3 separate regions of the Mus musculus genome follow, and all the other regions are linked to region 3. A link is a loop called in an ENCODE intact Hi-C map of the cell type or tissue named here. Cell type or tissue: left cerebral cortex. All regions are shown on one strand. Region 1 has its middle 53 kb from the start of Gda. Region 2 has its middle 32 kb from the start of Gm38486. Region 3 holds the start of Gda (guanine deaminase).

The links. Hi-C counts contacts between places; a loop is a spot of excess contacts. Peaks named below come from ENCODE experiments on the same cell type or tissue, not always from the same donor. Only the 100,000 strongest peaks of a DNase experiment are listed, where the experiment ranks them.
Region 1: a loop joins it to region 3, with 5 times the contacts of the local background. A loop is called at or near these places in 5 of 42 quality-filtered maps.
Region 2: a loop joins it to region 3, with 3 times the contacts of the local background. A loop is called at or near these places in 4 of 42 quality-filtered maps.

What each region holds. Positions count from the first base shown.
Region 1 is chr19:21,523,231-21,528,230 of GRCm38, forward strand. No RefSeq gene overlaps it. Among named protein-coding and RNA genes, the nearest start is that of Gda, 53 kb to the left of the region's middle. In left cerebral cortex, no CTCF peak of the experiment used is centred here; DNase peaks (open chromatin) are centred at 982, 2,758 and 4,351; H3K27ac peaks cover 2,405 bases.
Region 2 is chr19:21,561,535-21,566,534 of GRCm38, forward strand. No RefSeq gene overlaps it. Among named protein-coding and RNA genes, the nearest start is that of Gm38486, 32 kb to the right of the region's middle. In left cerebral cortex, a CTCF peak has its summit at 2,806 (motif pointing left); a DNase peak (open chromatin) is centred at 2,777.
Region 3 is chr19:21,470,335-21,475,334 of GRCm38, forward strand. It overlaps Gda (guanine deaminase), which reads right to left and starts at 2,327. Exons shown (of 14, transcript NM_010266.2): 1 at 2,034-2,327. The coding sequence starts at 2,156. In left cerebral cortex, a CTCF peak has its summit at 2,310 (motif pointing left); DNase peaks (open chromatin) are centred at 129, 409, 873 and 2,321; H3K4me3 peaks cover 2,652 bases; H3K27ac peaks cover 2,056 bases.

The DNA of each region.
Region 1 (5,000 bases), 53 kb after region 3:
GAGGCATCCCTAATCTCAGACGAAGCCCAGAGAAAGCATCTGTTGTCAGACCCCAACCCACAATATATATAAAGACCCTGTACAGGAGGAGGAAAGAGGGGTGTGAGAATGACTTCATCAAAGCTCATCTCAGGGCTTCTGTCATGTAAGAACTGTAACACTGTTTTGGGAAGAGAGTTCTCTCCCAAAGCTTTCACTGAAGGTAACTACTTGAGCTTACCAAGGTCACTTCCCATCCTGGGTCCTGACTGTCTGAGCCCCCACTGGGTAACCACACTGTATGGGCACTTCTGCCAGCTACTGTAGCTCTCTTAATAACAGTGGCTGCCTCTATTCAACTCCCCTCCCCCCCTTTCCTTGGCCACTCTAACCAGGCCAAAAGCCTCACAGATCTCCACCGATAGTGTCCAGAATACAGACCAATAGAGATCCATGCCGTTTTCAGGAAAATGGATTGGACAGGAGATCATTGTGTTAAAGGAAATAAATCTGATTCAGAGAAATATCATGCTTTCTTTCAAGTGGAATCCATATTTAAATATGTACTTACTTGTGTGGGAAGGGGATATAAAAGTAGAAGAGGATTGTGTGAATAGAAGGCTAAAAGGGGGAACAAGAGAGGGGCCTGGAATATGAATGACATGAAAGCAGAGAGGGGGATGCTCAGGAGAAAGACAAGCAAGAGATCAAAGTGGGGCTTCGGGAAGGAATAAAAACAAACCATAATGATATATATGTATAAAGGTGTTGCGATTGAATTCATTGCTTTGCATGTTAACTTAGGAATCCATTTTTAAAATCAAAATAAATAAGCAAAACATCAATATTTTCTAAGGAGTAAGATCAAACCCAATTGTTAAGATCACAAGGTCCAGTAAAGTCTCTCCCTCTTATAGCTCTTCTCTGGAATTACAAGCTCTCACTACCATGCTTGGTTTATGTGGGGGCGGAACCCAGGCCTTTGTGCTTCCTAGCTAAGTACTCTGCTGTTGGGAGCGACCCTGTTTGAATGTTATCTGCCTTGTCAGCCATAAGTGCGTACTTACAAAGTCTTGGCCTTAGTGGAAAAGTACTAGCTTAGTTGAGATTTCTGTGGGAAAAAGTTGAGGCCTCTATGGGAAAGTGCTACCCCCAGTTAAGAACAAATAGCTATAGATCTTGTGGACAGGGACCTAGCAACCCATTCTGTTCTGTTCCTCTTGCTGAACTCTTTAACTAGCCAATATCCTGCTTTTGGGAACAGGTGTGTTCTCCCAGAAACAAAGCGATTCTGCGTCATCCCCCTCCCCATACCCTGCTTCTGGGGGCATAAAACCTGCCTGGGAACAATAAAAATTTGGCAGCTTGATCAATCAGACTTGCTGTCCATTCTTGTGTTTCTCACCTTTCATTCTCTCCACATTCCCAGACCCTGTTGGACTGTCCTGCGGGCCAAGACACTCTGCCAACTGACCTCCACCCCAGCCCTTCTCTGAGTATTAATAACTACTTTTAGTACCAATATAAAATACTATCATCCTGGGAAATTTGTTTCCTCACCTATGAATTTAAAAGGATTCTGATTTGGCTCACAAGTATTAGAAATTAAATAGCCCCGGCAATTTCTGTTGAATAAAGTCATGCGTATACCCCATTAAACATTAAAGCACCTGTATCGGTGGCTCTCAGCCTTCCTAATGCAGCTTCCTCATGCTCTGGTAACTCCTCCACCACAATTATTTTGTGGCTACTTTATAAGTGTATTTTTGCTGCTATTATAAATCATAATATAATTATCTTATATGCAGGAGAGCTAATATGTGATTCTAGGGTCATGACCCACAGGTTGACAACCTCTGGCCCAACTCCTCCTCTTCATGCTCCTGGTGGTAGCATTGTGTTGAATCTCAGCCAGAAGGCTTTCCTGTCCAAGTATCCTTCCTCTCATGTGCCTCTAGGAATCCATTGAAATCTTAACACCTTTTATCTTTCTCCTACAATTCTGAGGCTTCGGTCAAACTCTAAGCCTCCAAAAATTTTGATCCTGACTTCCTGAATCCAGCACCACTTAGAACTTGCTAGATAGTGGGAGGTAAGAGAAAATGTAGCCAGACGATGAATTATCTGGGAAATAGCATCTAAATATAAAAAGACATAAGTTCTTTATATGTATCTAGATTTAAAGGAAATTAATATATATTATGACTTATGATGATATATGGTATATAATTAATATAAAATATATAATAATATATTAACATATAGTTATTTATGTGTCTAAATTTAAAGGAAAAATTTGGTGTCACTTTTATAACTTAGGAGTATTTGACAAAATCCTTCAGTTTGGCAGACATGCAATGGAATGCTGAGTGATTAACTTTATTTATGGGAGGAATGCTTTGATAACTATCTACCTGAAGGTAGATCTCACAAGCATGAAATGACTTAGAATGGGCAGAGCAGAGGCAATGAGGGCAATGCTCTGTGTTGTGCAGGCCTCCAGCAGCACCAACAAGAGGCAGCAGAACAGACAGACAGTAGGCCAGCACTGAGGAATTCATTTTTCTAGTTACTTCTAGGTATGAAAATATTGGAAGATAAAGGACTGTGGGAAATATCTTGGCTTTCCCTTTCCAAGATGCTCTTGGCTACTAAGTTGGTGTTCATGTAGAAGACATCTGCTTGTAGGTTTCAGAAGAGAGATGAAATAAGAATATAGCATAAACCGCCTGCCCCCAACTCCATGCTTTGCCAGCCATTACCAGTACACGTGGGTGTTGAGTTGGTAGCAGTCCCGGACTTCCTAAAAGCAGAGATGGCTCTCGGTTAAAAACAGCAACTCGGGGATGCATTTAACTACCCTTCATTCCATGGAAGTGTTCTGTGGAGATGGCCTGTAAGATGCTGTGAGCAGAGAACCTCTTACAGCATCATTGGTGGTTACTGAGAAAGAAAGGAGTCTGGCAAGTGCATGAAGATGGAACCATGAGGGAAAGGCTTCTAAGCAGTCTGGAAGGCACATAGAAAGGGACTTGGCTAAAAATGTGACTCTAACCCTCTGTGCAGTCGTGGGGCTCAAGTATAAGTAAACAAAGGAAGATACACAAATCAACCCCCTAGATCATTTCCTTGTCCACTAGCCCCACTAGCCCCACGATGAGCAGGCACCAGAGATCCTCCTGAGACCTTCCATGGACTCTGAGTGCTGAGTTGGGAAACCAGTGAAGACACCAACAACAACTCTTTCCAAATAAAGGAAACTCTGCTGGAAACAGGCTGGGCCCCCTGTCCCAGATAATCCCAGCCACCCCATCAATGTTCAGAGAGATCTCACTGAGCAGAGCATATACTCTTGTTTTCTTTCTTACCCTTAGACGACTAGATTTCTGAACCAGAAAAAAAAAATACATTTTAATTTATAAGTACAGTAAGTTGAAGAGTGTCCCCTTTATCTTAGTTGACCTGTAACTTTAAATATGTGTAATCTCTGTAAAATCTCAAACCATGATTATTGGACAAGGCATGGCCTCCCTCTTTAACTGGGGAAGTGGCAAGAAATCACAAAAGACACTGGTCAAACAGGGCACTCATATCAGAGATATTGGGAAGAGCGATGCTGAACAGTCCCTATCTGAAATGGCGGACTCCTCTGAGGAATGGAGGAGCGCTTCACCCACTGGACATCGGGATAAAATCTCATAAATTAGAAGGAAATGGAAATACAGAAAAGATTGGAATACAGAAAGAAAGACTGGAAAATGTAACACCTGTCAGAGGTTGGGGTGGTGGGGAGGGCATGCTCCCCTGAGAGGCGGAGGCGAAGCGGGAGGATCACAAGTTTAAGGGCAGCCTCACTACTTATCAAGTTCAAGGCATTCCTAGGCAGCTCTTCTTTGAAATGAGACCCTGTTTCAAAGAAGGGAAAAGAGAGGAGAGGGGACAGGAGAGAGGACAATGGAGGAGAGGACCGGGGAGGGCAGAGGAAAGGACAGGAGGGGAGAAGAGATAATGTTGAATATGGGACACCTTTTGCAGCAATGGAGATAGGACCCAGGGCCTGGAGCATGCTCTGCAAATAATTTATCTCCACAGCACATGTGTCCCTTTGGCACAGGACTTTTTCGAATATATAATTTTTGCCAAATAAATTTAAACATAAGTAAAACAACTTGTCTGAAATTACACCTTTCGTTAGGAGACAGAGCATTAATTTGAAACTTTGAAGCTTCTTTAAAATAAACAGGAAAGCTTCGCATTTATTTAAAGAATTCCCATAACACTGAGAACAAACCTGACCCAAATAGCAAATATATACACTACTTGCACACACACACACACAAAAAAAAAAAACACCATGCAGATTTAGTTCACTCAGTATAGACAGAAAAAGCTGAAGTGAAACAGCAGAGAACCCAATGCTAAAATAAAACCACACAGCATGACAGTGTGTATCTCAATCATGCAGGGATCACTCTGAAATCGCCAAAAAAAATATATATATATAATAGAAGATCAAAGTATTTAAAGACAAAATCCATAGTTATTTTGGTAGACTTGATATCAAGGACAGATGATTATGTAAATCAACATTTGTTGATGAAAACTAGGGAAACACTAAGCCTGGTTTCTTTTCCAAAATGTGATCATGCAGGATTTAACTCTTAGCACCCTGAAAGCAAAGGGGCAGCCAGGACTGACACTAGGGAATACCAAGATATAACTCTGTGGAAATGGGAGGTGTTCTTACTTAATTAACAAAAATAAACAAAATTACATTTTACAACCATTAAATTAAATTATGAAGTTTTAACCTTCGCCTTCCTTCCTTTAACTTCACACTCTCTCTCTTTTGCAAAGTATCCCTTCAAGACCAGAAAGTGCTTCCCAGAAAGACCTGGTGTGCTGTGATTCTCACCTGTAATCCCAGTGTTTAGGAAGCTGAGGCAGGGGTTGTAGAGATGGCTCAGTGGTTAAGAGTACTGACTGCTCTTCTGAAGGTCCTGAGTTCAAATCCCAGCAAC
Region 2 (5,000 bases), 91 kb after region 3:
TTCAAACCACCATACTTCCCATATCAACATAGGGGCCTTGGGATTAAAGCAATGGCTTTTTACTTAGATTCTGATCATTGGACTCAGAATGTCAGACGGGTGTGGCAAGTGCTCCGCTCTCTGAGCCATCTCTCCAGCCATGTTTTTTTGGTATGGTCATGCATTACAACCATTAGAAATAAATGCAATTGGACATATGGGGTATGGCATAACATTTTCCTCCCACAGGGCAGACAGATCTGATGCTTAAGTGACACGGGATCTGATGCATAGCATAGCGGCTCAGGGCCATATCTTCCACCTTCCCCTGTATCTTCTTAGTCACAATGTCCCTCCAACACGCAGATGACCTGCAGAGATACAGTTACATCTTTTCAGCGGACACCTCCCACTCAAGTCTTCATCCATTCAGGAATTCCTCAGCTAAGAAGCTGATGTTTTTCAAGTCCTTCACACTTAAAGACAAAGCAATACCCAGTTAGCCTGAATGTTACCTGTGAACACCAGCCTCGTTGGTTAATAGTGCAAGAGTCTCCCTGAGCCTCTGAGCACCAGGTTGGTCTAACAGAGCCCTGGGCTACTGAAATAGACATCTCAGTGGCTAAAGCTAAAGCTTTTTCTTACTTTAAAAGGAAAGTCGTGGGGCTGGGGCTTAGACCCAGGAAGCTGCTTGCCTCCAGAGCAGGAGGAGTTGAGTTCAGATTCCCAACACCCACATGAGCAGCTGGTGGCAGTGGCAAATGCCTGTGGCCCTAGAACTGGGGAGGTAGAGACAGGGAGATCCCCGAGGCTAGGTGAACCTGTGAGCTCCTGGCTCAGTGAGAGACCCTCCCTCAAAAACTAAGGTAGAGAATTATTAAGGAAGGTCCAATATTCACCCCTGGCCTCCACATTCACAAACCTGCATGCACAGGCAAGTTTTTGAAAGGCAGGTCTCAACAGTTGATCAATTGGAAGCCTCTAGAGAGTGTGGCATGCCTGTACCTAAAACAGTCCTTTCAGCAAATAAGAGACAGGCGTTTTACCTCCCAAAAGTTGGCTGTAAGGCTTCTAAACTTCCTGCTTTTAATCACTGAGAGAACCAGGGCTGAGTTCTCTGATGGTAACTCACGAGAATAAAGGCTCTATAGGGACAATTGACAGGAATGGGAACTTCAGATGGCCTTGTCAGTCATCAATGGGAGGAGAGGCCCTTTGTCCTCATGTAGGGGAATACCAGGGCCAGGAAGTGGTAGTGAGTGGGTTGGTGAGCAGGGGGATGGGGAGGGAGAGGAAGTTTTCAGAGGGGAAACCAGGAAAAGGGATAATATTTGAAATGTAAATAAAGAAAATATCTAATAAAAAATAAATAAAAAACAAAAATAATTAATTTTAAAAAAAAGAGTGAGAACTTCTGGGGGCAGGCCACACAAATGCCATTCCTAGAGAGATCCTGAGGGTAGGAGAAGCTGAACCTCTAGAGGAAGTTTGCTCACTCCTTAGTCTATGCTGGAAGTCTCCTGGAAACAGCACTCAGGCCTCGTGGAAAGAAGGAAAGACATGAGCCAAGATACAAAAGAAAGTGGAAGGTTGATAACTAGAAGCAAAGCCATAAAGGGGAACAGGATGCTAGCCGGCCCTTTTCCTGACTGCAGATCAGGTCTGCATGCTACACTGCTTCCTGCTTGAGCATCTTTCATCATCTTCACATCTCCACACCTAGTGTTAACCGCTCTGCCACTAAAGTGTTGCATACAGGGGATTGAAAATCTGGCTCAGCAGCTGAGTTCCTCCTGCACTGTAGAAGACCTGAGTTCAATTCCTAGCAATTCTCATATAGCAAGATTCACAGACATCTCTAAATCCAGCTCCAGAGACCATATGCCCACTCCTGGAAGCCACAGACATCTGGACTCATGTACAAATACTATACTATACTATACTACACTATACACGCGCACGCGCGCACACACACACACACAGAAAGAGAAAGAGAGAGAAAGAGAGAGAGAGAGAGAGAGAGAGAGAGAGAGAGAAATAGACAGACACAGAGAGACAGAGAAAGGCAGAGAGACAAAGACACTACACATATAATTAAAAAATAAACTTAAAAAAAAAAAGAAAAAAGAAAAGGCTGATGCTAAAATTCCTTCCCTGAGAGAGATGTGAAGGATCTCTACCCGTCCTCCTAAGGACCCAAAAACAAACTGGGGCACAACTACATCCCAAGTTTGCCAAGGATAACCCATATTATTAGGCTTCCTTACTTAGCAAAGGGTGAGGGGTTCTGGGCAACACATAAATGACCTTAAAGCAGCTACACTGGACAGTCTGCACCCAGTAGGAATGATGGTTTCCCCATAGCTAGGTAGACAGTCTCATCCCCTCACCATTCCCAACTAACATCCTCAAAGCCCTCTGCCAGGACCACAACCCATTAGGGAAGAACTGCACAGGACTGGTCGGGAGTGGCTGGATTCAGGTGAGGGACCCGTGTCCTTCTCCTCCTCATCCTTTTATGAAAGAAGGTAACGGTTAAGGGGCCCAGCAGAACTCCTGAGGATGGAGGGAGTTTGGGTCGGAGGATACTCCTGTGATACAAAAGGACTATCTATAACAGAATGCTCAGGCTGAACTGGAACTAGCAACTTTGGTACCATTTTCTAGTCGTGCGTCTGCTCAAGGAATTGGTCCTCCCTGCTGAGAACAACTGTCTACAAATCGCCTCTGCTCTCGGGCCTGTGATTTCAAACTTCATTTGTAACCAGGCATTGTGCGCATGCTTTGACTCCTTGCTTCCTGAGCTGGCTGGCTCTGCCACCTGGTGGTCAATCGTGGTAACTTCATGCCCCATCAAACTAGGGTACTCTTCTTTGAGCCCGGGGTAGTTTATTAGTGTATGCCATGCTGTCTTTGTGACAAATACATGAATCAAAGACTGTAAGAGCACCTGTGGAAATGATTTTAAGTCTGAGAAAATAGACAAAATGTAAATTTAAGCGGGGAGAGGAGCCTTGGGGGTCCCCAGTGAATGTACTTGGCATAGTAGGCTATGTAGCACTGAAGTTCATAGCTCTGAGTTCTGCATTCACTATTGCAGTTCACAGCTGTATTCTGTCCTAAACACACAACTGGCCATCTGTGTGAAGGAACCTAAGGGCTCTTCTTGGCATCAATTTTTTTAAAGATTTATTTATTTATTTTATGTATATGAGTACACTGTAGCTGTCTTCAGACACACCAGAAGAGGGCATCAGATCTCATTGCAGTTGGTTGTGAGCCACCATGTGGTTGCTGGGATTTGAACTCAGGATCTCTGGAAGAGCAGTCGGTGCTCTTAACCGCTGAGCCATCTCTCCAGCACCTCTTTTTGACATCATTATGACATGCAGTCTGCATTGTTATTCTGAAAAATATTTTATGAAATACATCCATCCATCCTAATTTTGGAATGGTAATGTATGTGAGTAGCCCCAGAACACAGAAGGCTGAGGCAGAAGGATTGTGAGTTCCAGGAAAGACAGCCTGAGTTACACGATGAGTCTGAAAAGATCCTGTGCTACATGTCTCAAAACAAAAAGAAAACCAAGACGGAAAGGAAAGGAAAGGAAAGGAGAGGAAAGGAAAGGAAAGGAAAGGAAAGGAAAGGAAAGGAAAGGAAAGGAAAGGAAAGGAAATCACCCATTCTAGTGTCTCATAGGCCACAAAGGCTGAGATATTAGTAGCTTCATCTGACAGTATAGAATAAATGACCAGATGTCACACCATGCATCTGTGGTGAGAGAAACTCTAATTTGTGTAGTAGGTTTAAAGATACATAATGATCTGAGTGGAGAGTTGGGTTCTAAGGCTTTTATTTATGGAGAAGCCATTTAAATGTTTGTAAGCTGCTGATAGATTGTATCACAGAGAGGTCACTGTCATGTCTGTCTTAGAGTTTCTATTGCTATGATAAGACACCATAACCAAAGGGCAACTTGGGGAGAAAATGGTTCATTTTATAGTTTCTCATCACAGTCCATCACTGAAGGGAACCAGGGCAGGAACTCAAAGCAGGGCAGGAAGCTGAAATCAGGAGCCATGCAGAAGCCATGGAAGGGGTGCTGCTTACTGGCTTGTTCCTCCTGACTTGCTCAGTTGGATTCTTGCTCACTAAGTGATATTGGGCAAAGTATACATTTTCAGCTGCCATGTAAGAAAGCTAATAATGTACTCCAGGGCTGTACTGGAAACACTCTGCACAGATCACCTGTGCGTGTTGTCTGCACAAAATATTACGGTGTTTGAAGTGTAGCTGTTAGTGTCCTTGACACTTGCTGATTGTGGAAGTTTCAAACCTCCAAAAGCTTCCAGGTTCTTGTCTGTAAACCTGGTTGTAAACTTTGATATTTTAAAACCTACTTTTAATAGGGATTTTCAAATGCTTTGACCACCACCACCCCCTACACGTATACACACCTTCTTGCCTACCATCAAAAGGTAGCAGAGAAAAGATGGTAAATAAAAAAGTGGATGTGCATCTGTTTAGAAGTAGTTCTTTGGGGGCAATTCCTATCTCTGTGTAGTAGCAGTCCAGTTCAGTAGTGTCTGAATTCCAAGTGTGACTCAGCAGCACAATCCAGCAGAAACAACCAGGCTTCCACTGAGTCACTGAGTTGGCACAAGTCACCAGGAGTGACCAGAACCAGCCAGCATGCCAGAAGTTCTCTGCTGTGCCTCTCTCTACAAAGTGAAGATCAGCAAAGCTGGGAGACCAATGAAGCTTTGCAAGGTTAGCTATGCGAGCACACAGTCACTGTCCATTGAGTCCAGTTTGTATTCTCTACAAACATCATGCGTTGCGTGTTGCTTTTGCTGCCCCACCTAAGCTCCAGGAACTGACTGCCCCCGCCCAGAGAATATTGGATTCGTAGATGAAACTCACAGACACACAGTTGTTCAATTTCAGCTTCCTTAGTGGCACAATTGCTGGGCGCTACTTATCTCCCACCTGAAGAAGTGTGCCCTTATCAATACTCTTA
Region 3 (5,000 bases):
CTATGCATTTGAGTTCTCTGGGGATGCTGTCCAGGAGCCAGGATTTTCACAAGTGCTTCTAGATGCTCCCAAACCATTCCAGTGTATGTCCCGGCACTAGCTTTAAGAAGCTCCATATAATTCAGAGGCAACTAATGATCCCAAGTATGCACTGACTCACTTCCAGAATATACTAGTTTTCAAGGACCTTAAAGTGTTTAGATAAATACGAAAATAACCAGTTTATCTTAGCAACCCTAAATGTCAAGCATGCCCTATTTAACATGTGGGAAATCAAATACTGAAATACATCCATCATGCTCTCCCTAAGCCCAGGGAAGGGGTAACTTACTGTCTTACACTCAGAAGGAGAGCAACAGCTAACAATCCAATGACAAAGGAGAGTTTCAGCTGTATATCTTGACTAGCCAACCTCTGTGGCTAATTTCTGGTTAATTTTGTCTCATGTGGGAAGGGCACACTCTGCAAACCGAGAGTCTCAGCACGCTCCCAGAGGAGTAGGCTCTCTGACTCAACCACTAATTGCATGTTCAGGACACACTTATTCTTCAGTATAAACTCAAGGAAAGATTAATTTTATGATAACTTACTTCCTTTTCTTACTTATTTCCATCATGCCCCCCAAATATACTGTTGCATCCATTACTTATTAGAATTGAGGGAATAGGAGATTAATTCCAAAAAGAAAGCTATGAGCTGAAAAGCTTCTATGGCCAAACTAGCATCTCCTCTCTCTCACCAGCCTCTCAGGCTCTGTATTCGGTTTCCTGGGACTTACACAGGGAGGAGTTAGTTCACTGAAGCTGAGGATCACAGCCCAAAGCGTGGAGTGGATATGTATGCAGGTCTCCAGGTTTACTGAAGTCTCTCCGTTAGGTGAGCTCTGAGAATGTTATCACCTTGGAAACGCAACATCCTGCTTCCCAATGTACCAACAACAACAACAGCAAAAAAAAAAAAAAATCAAGTCCCACAAGAAAACAAGATTGGGAGCCTGTGTGGTGGCTCAGCATGTAAAAAGTACTTGTCACCAAGGTGCTTGTCACCAAGCCTGAGGACCTGGATTCAGTTCCTGGAATCCATGGGGATTAAGGAGAGAACCAACAAAGAGAACACGTTGCTCTCTGACCACACATGCTACTTTGAGTATGTACACACACACACACATTTTTAAAAATCTTTAAGAATATCAGGTTTGGTTACTCCCAAATCTAAGTCATAATTCAGCATGGTCAATGACAGCATCTTCAACTTGGCAGACCACAGACTGGTATACTTTGAGAAACAATTAAAAATCCCATTCTGCCCCCAAAATGAAATGACTTCACTTATCAAACTGGCCAGGATGTTACTAATGTACACTGTCACCATCTGGGTGGACAAAGAAGTGCCAGGTATCAAAGGACACTTGTGGAAATCTAATTGTAGGGGGAGGGTATAAAAGCTATAATCATAGAAGGCATTTTGAACCTTAAAATGAAACCGTTTGTTTTGATTCAAATGGCTGTGTTGTGTGTGTGTGTGTGTGTGTGTGTGTGAGAGAGAGAGAGAGAGAGAGAGAGAGAGAGAGAGAGACAGAGAGACAGAGAAGACAGAGACAGAGACAGATTTTCCAGTTCTGTCCCTTCCAAGATTAAACTTGTGTAACATGTAGTGTTAATGCATTGTTTGATGAAAGAGCCTGCGAATGAGACCAGATGTTTTTGCTTATTCTACCTGATAAATTCAGCAGACAACACTAATCAACTGATCCCCACGCCACCCTGGTCAGCTCTGTCTCAAGAAATTCAACCACCTTTTCTAGGGATGCCTACAGTGCGGTGCGAGTACTGTTCCAGGCTTCTGGGATGTCATTCCGCCCTAGCCAGGTTACAAACCTAGTGATCAGTCAGTCTGCCTTCTCTAGAAGCCAAACGCTAAAGTTCAACTCTGGAGCCACCGTGCTCGCTCTACAGGAGCGAACCCTGAACGCGCAGTGCCTCGCCAGGGTCCCTCCACCTGTCCGCGGTGCGCGGGACCCGGTGCCCACTCACTTTGCCGCTGTCGCTCACGCCGAGGAGGTGATCGCGAAGCACCTCCATGGGGCAGGTCCAGGTGGAGTGGACGAAAGTCCCTCGGAAGACGAGCGCCAGCGGCGGCGTCCGAGCCGCACACATGGCTGCAGCAGGGCAGCGCGAGTTCACTGGCCAAGGAGGGCGCACCGGGCGGGCGCAGAGCGGTTCCTGCGGCTGCGGAGCGGGAGCTGCTGGCTCTTGGGGCTCGTTCTGCCCCCGCTTCCCCAGGCGATCGCCTGCCCCCTGCAGGCCGCGCCCAGGGGCTGGCTCCCTGCCTCCTGGATGCCAATAGGATTTTTCTCCTCTGAGTTGGCTCCAGCTCCCTTGGGGTGTGGCTTTCCTCCCCACCCCTGCGTTGGTTTTGGATGTGTTAACTCCTTGAGTTATCGAAATCAAGCCACTCTGACTTGCTTTCGTTGTGCACCTACACTGTCTTCTCTGAGCCTTCTATACTCCTAGGACCGTTCATCCCCTCAACTTGAGCACCAGAATTCTGAACTTGCATAAACGTGGTGACAGGTGAAAGGTCACTTTGAGCTGTACACCTTGTGGCCAGTTTCCTTTCCTGAGATTGAAGGATGCATACTATGTGTTCATTGTTTGCTGGGGTTCTGGAAGCTTGACTTATGTGGAACTTTACAGGGATCTCCAGCACCAAGGGTTAATCTAGATCTCAAAGTCCCTCTCTTCCACCGAGGTCAATATTTTAGTCCTTTTGCCCATCCACATACAATACCACGACTAACTTGTCTTGTGTCTGAGGAAACTAATTTTATTTATTCAGTTGTAAAAGAGGAGAAAATGAAGTTCCCAGCAGCTGAAGTACAAGGGTAGAAATCTAAAGACCACCTGCAAGCTACCAAACAGTCTGAGGTCTTCCATTCCTTTCATGAAATCAGAACCTGGGCCAAGTCACTACAAAACCTGTCCAGGTTCCCTCCCCCCACAACAGCCTCCAGCTCCTCGAGTTAGGTCCTGCAGGCAGGACTTTCTGGTTACCTTCAAAGTGTGGATCCCAGGTTTCCTCTGCTGCTCCCCACAGCAATGGGCTTGCTCTGAATCTAAATGGGGCAGCCTCTCTTCATTGCTTTGCCTTAAGTTGTAACTCCATGCAGTAACTGCCCCTGCCCAAGAGCTAACTTCCCCCTATCCAGAAGTTCCCGTCCCAGGAATCCATCCTTTTCCTTCACTGGTCATATCCATCCTTAAGAGTGTCATTTTCTCCCATATGTTTATTACCATTTCTTTTTAATGTTAATATTTTATTCCTTTGATCATTTTTTACAATGTATTTTGATCATATTTACTCACTACCCCCACTCTTCCTACTAAATTCCCTCCAGATTGTGTCTTCTATATGCAGGAAAACTGCACCATGTGATCTCAATAACATAGTAGCCTACACGAGGCTACACCTGAGCACTAACATTAGCTGACAATCAAGCTTGGTATCGGGAAATCCCACAAGACCTCTCCAGATGAAGTGCTACAGGCAATTAATGAGGGCTGAGAAGGCGAGTCAGTCTTTGTCAGGGATGAGCCCTGTAATTAGATATCTAGTACCGAATGGTCACATCTATAAACATATCCTTATGAACAATACCAAATGGACTTAAGTTGCATTTACATTTTTATGTATGTTTACAGGTAGTACATTGTGAGAATTTAAAGACGTAGATTGTCAGCAATGACTACCACCCTTAGAAAATATTTGGAAAAATAAAGTTGCTAGTGAAGCTAGGTTGAGGTGTTTTTACTACTGGCTCTGATGAAAAAGGAAAGAAAAGGAAAAACAAAACAAAAAAACCTTAGAAGACAATATGAAGTTCAGAAAGGCACACTTTTATTAGTTAAGCTAGGGACCTTGTAAGGTCAGGGAACAAGAACTATGGCAGCACTGGCTGACGTGACTCTCACTGCAGCTGGACTGGTGATGGTTGATTTCTTATACTCATTTTGTCCTCAGCTTCCTGATATGATAGATTAAGAATTGCTGATGAGAGTGAGTTCCAGGAGGACCAGCACTACATAGTAAGACCTTGTTTCAAATAAATAAATAAATAAATAAATAAATAAAAATTTTTGTTGAAATAAAAAAAAAAAAAAAAGAATTGCTGATGAATAGATGGACATTTTGAAGATTTAAGGTAGATATGACTGATTTTTATTAAAAAAAAGTTTAGATTTGTGATTCTTTTAAGACTCTTACAAGATTACTTTTGAAGATAAATAGTAAAATAATTACTTCTTTCTTTGTAACTGCAAATTGCCAGTAAGAGAAACTGGCTGAGAAAAACTACCTTGCTTGATTACACTTTGATTATTTATAACAAGTTGCTTGGTTATGAATGTACATGGGGGTTTTCTTTATCTATACTATGGAATGTTATTTCCTGTACAGGTATTGGAAAGCAGGTTGTTTTTCATAATCATTTATTAGAAGAAAACTAACATGTAGTCACATTATAGTTGTATACTGCTTGAAAGATTCTGCTGGGATATATACGCTATGGAAGAAAGAATAAAGGATGAGTGTGGCTGGAACATTGCTTCTCCCATATACATCAACTGTGTGTTTGTGTGTGTGTGTGTGTGTGTGTGTGTGTGTGTGAAGTTTGTGTGAATGGGGGTTAGAGCATTGTTCCTTCCATTCACCAATTGTGTGTATTTATGAATGTATGTGTGGAATACTTGGATCCTGCTTGTTGGAACTTTGCTCCAACCATGCATGTGTGAATATGTATATGTCTATCTATAGGTCTGTAAGCATGTATGCATGCATGTATATATGTATGTATATTTATGTGTGTGAAGTTATTGAACTCTTGACTTTTTTTCATCCATTCCGTGTGTGTGTGTGTGTGTGTGTGTGTGTGTAGGGGGTGCACATGAGAATTTTCTCTCTTTCCTTCTCTTTCATTCAGGCCCCAAGGAATTGAAAGAGTT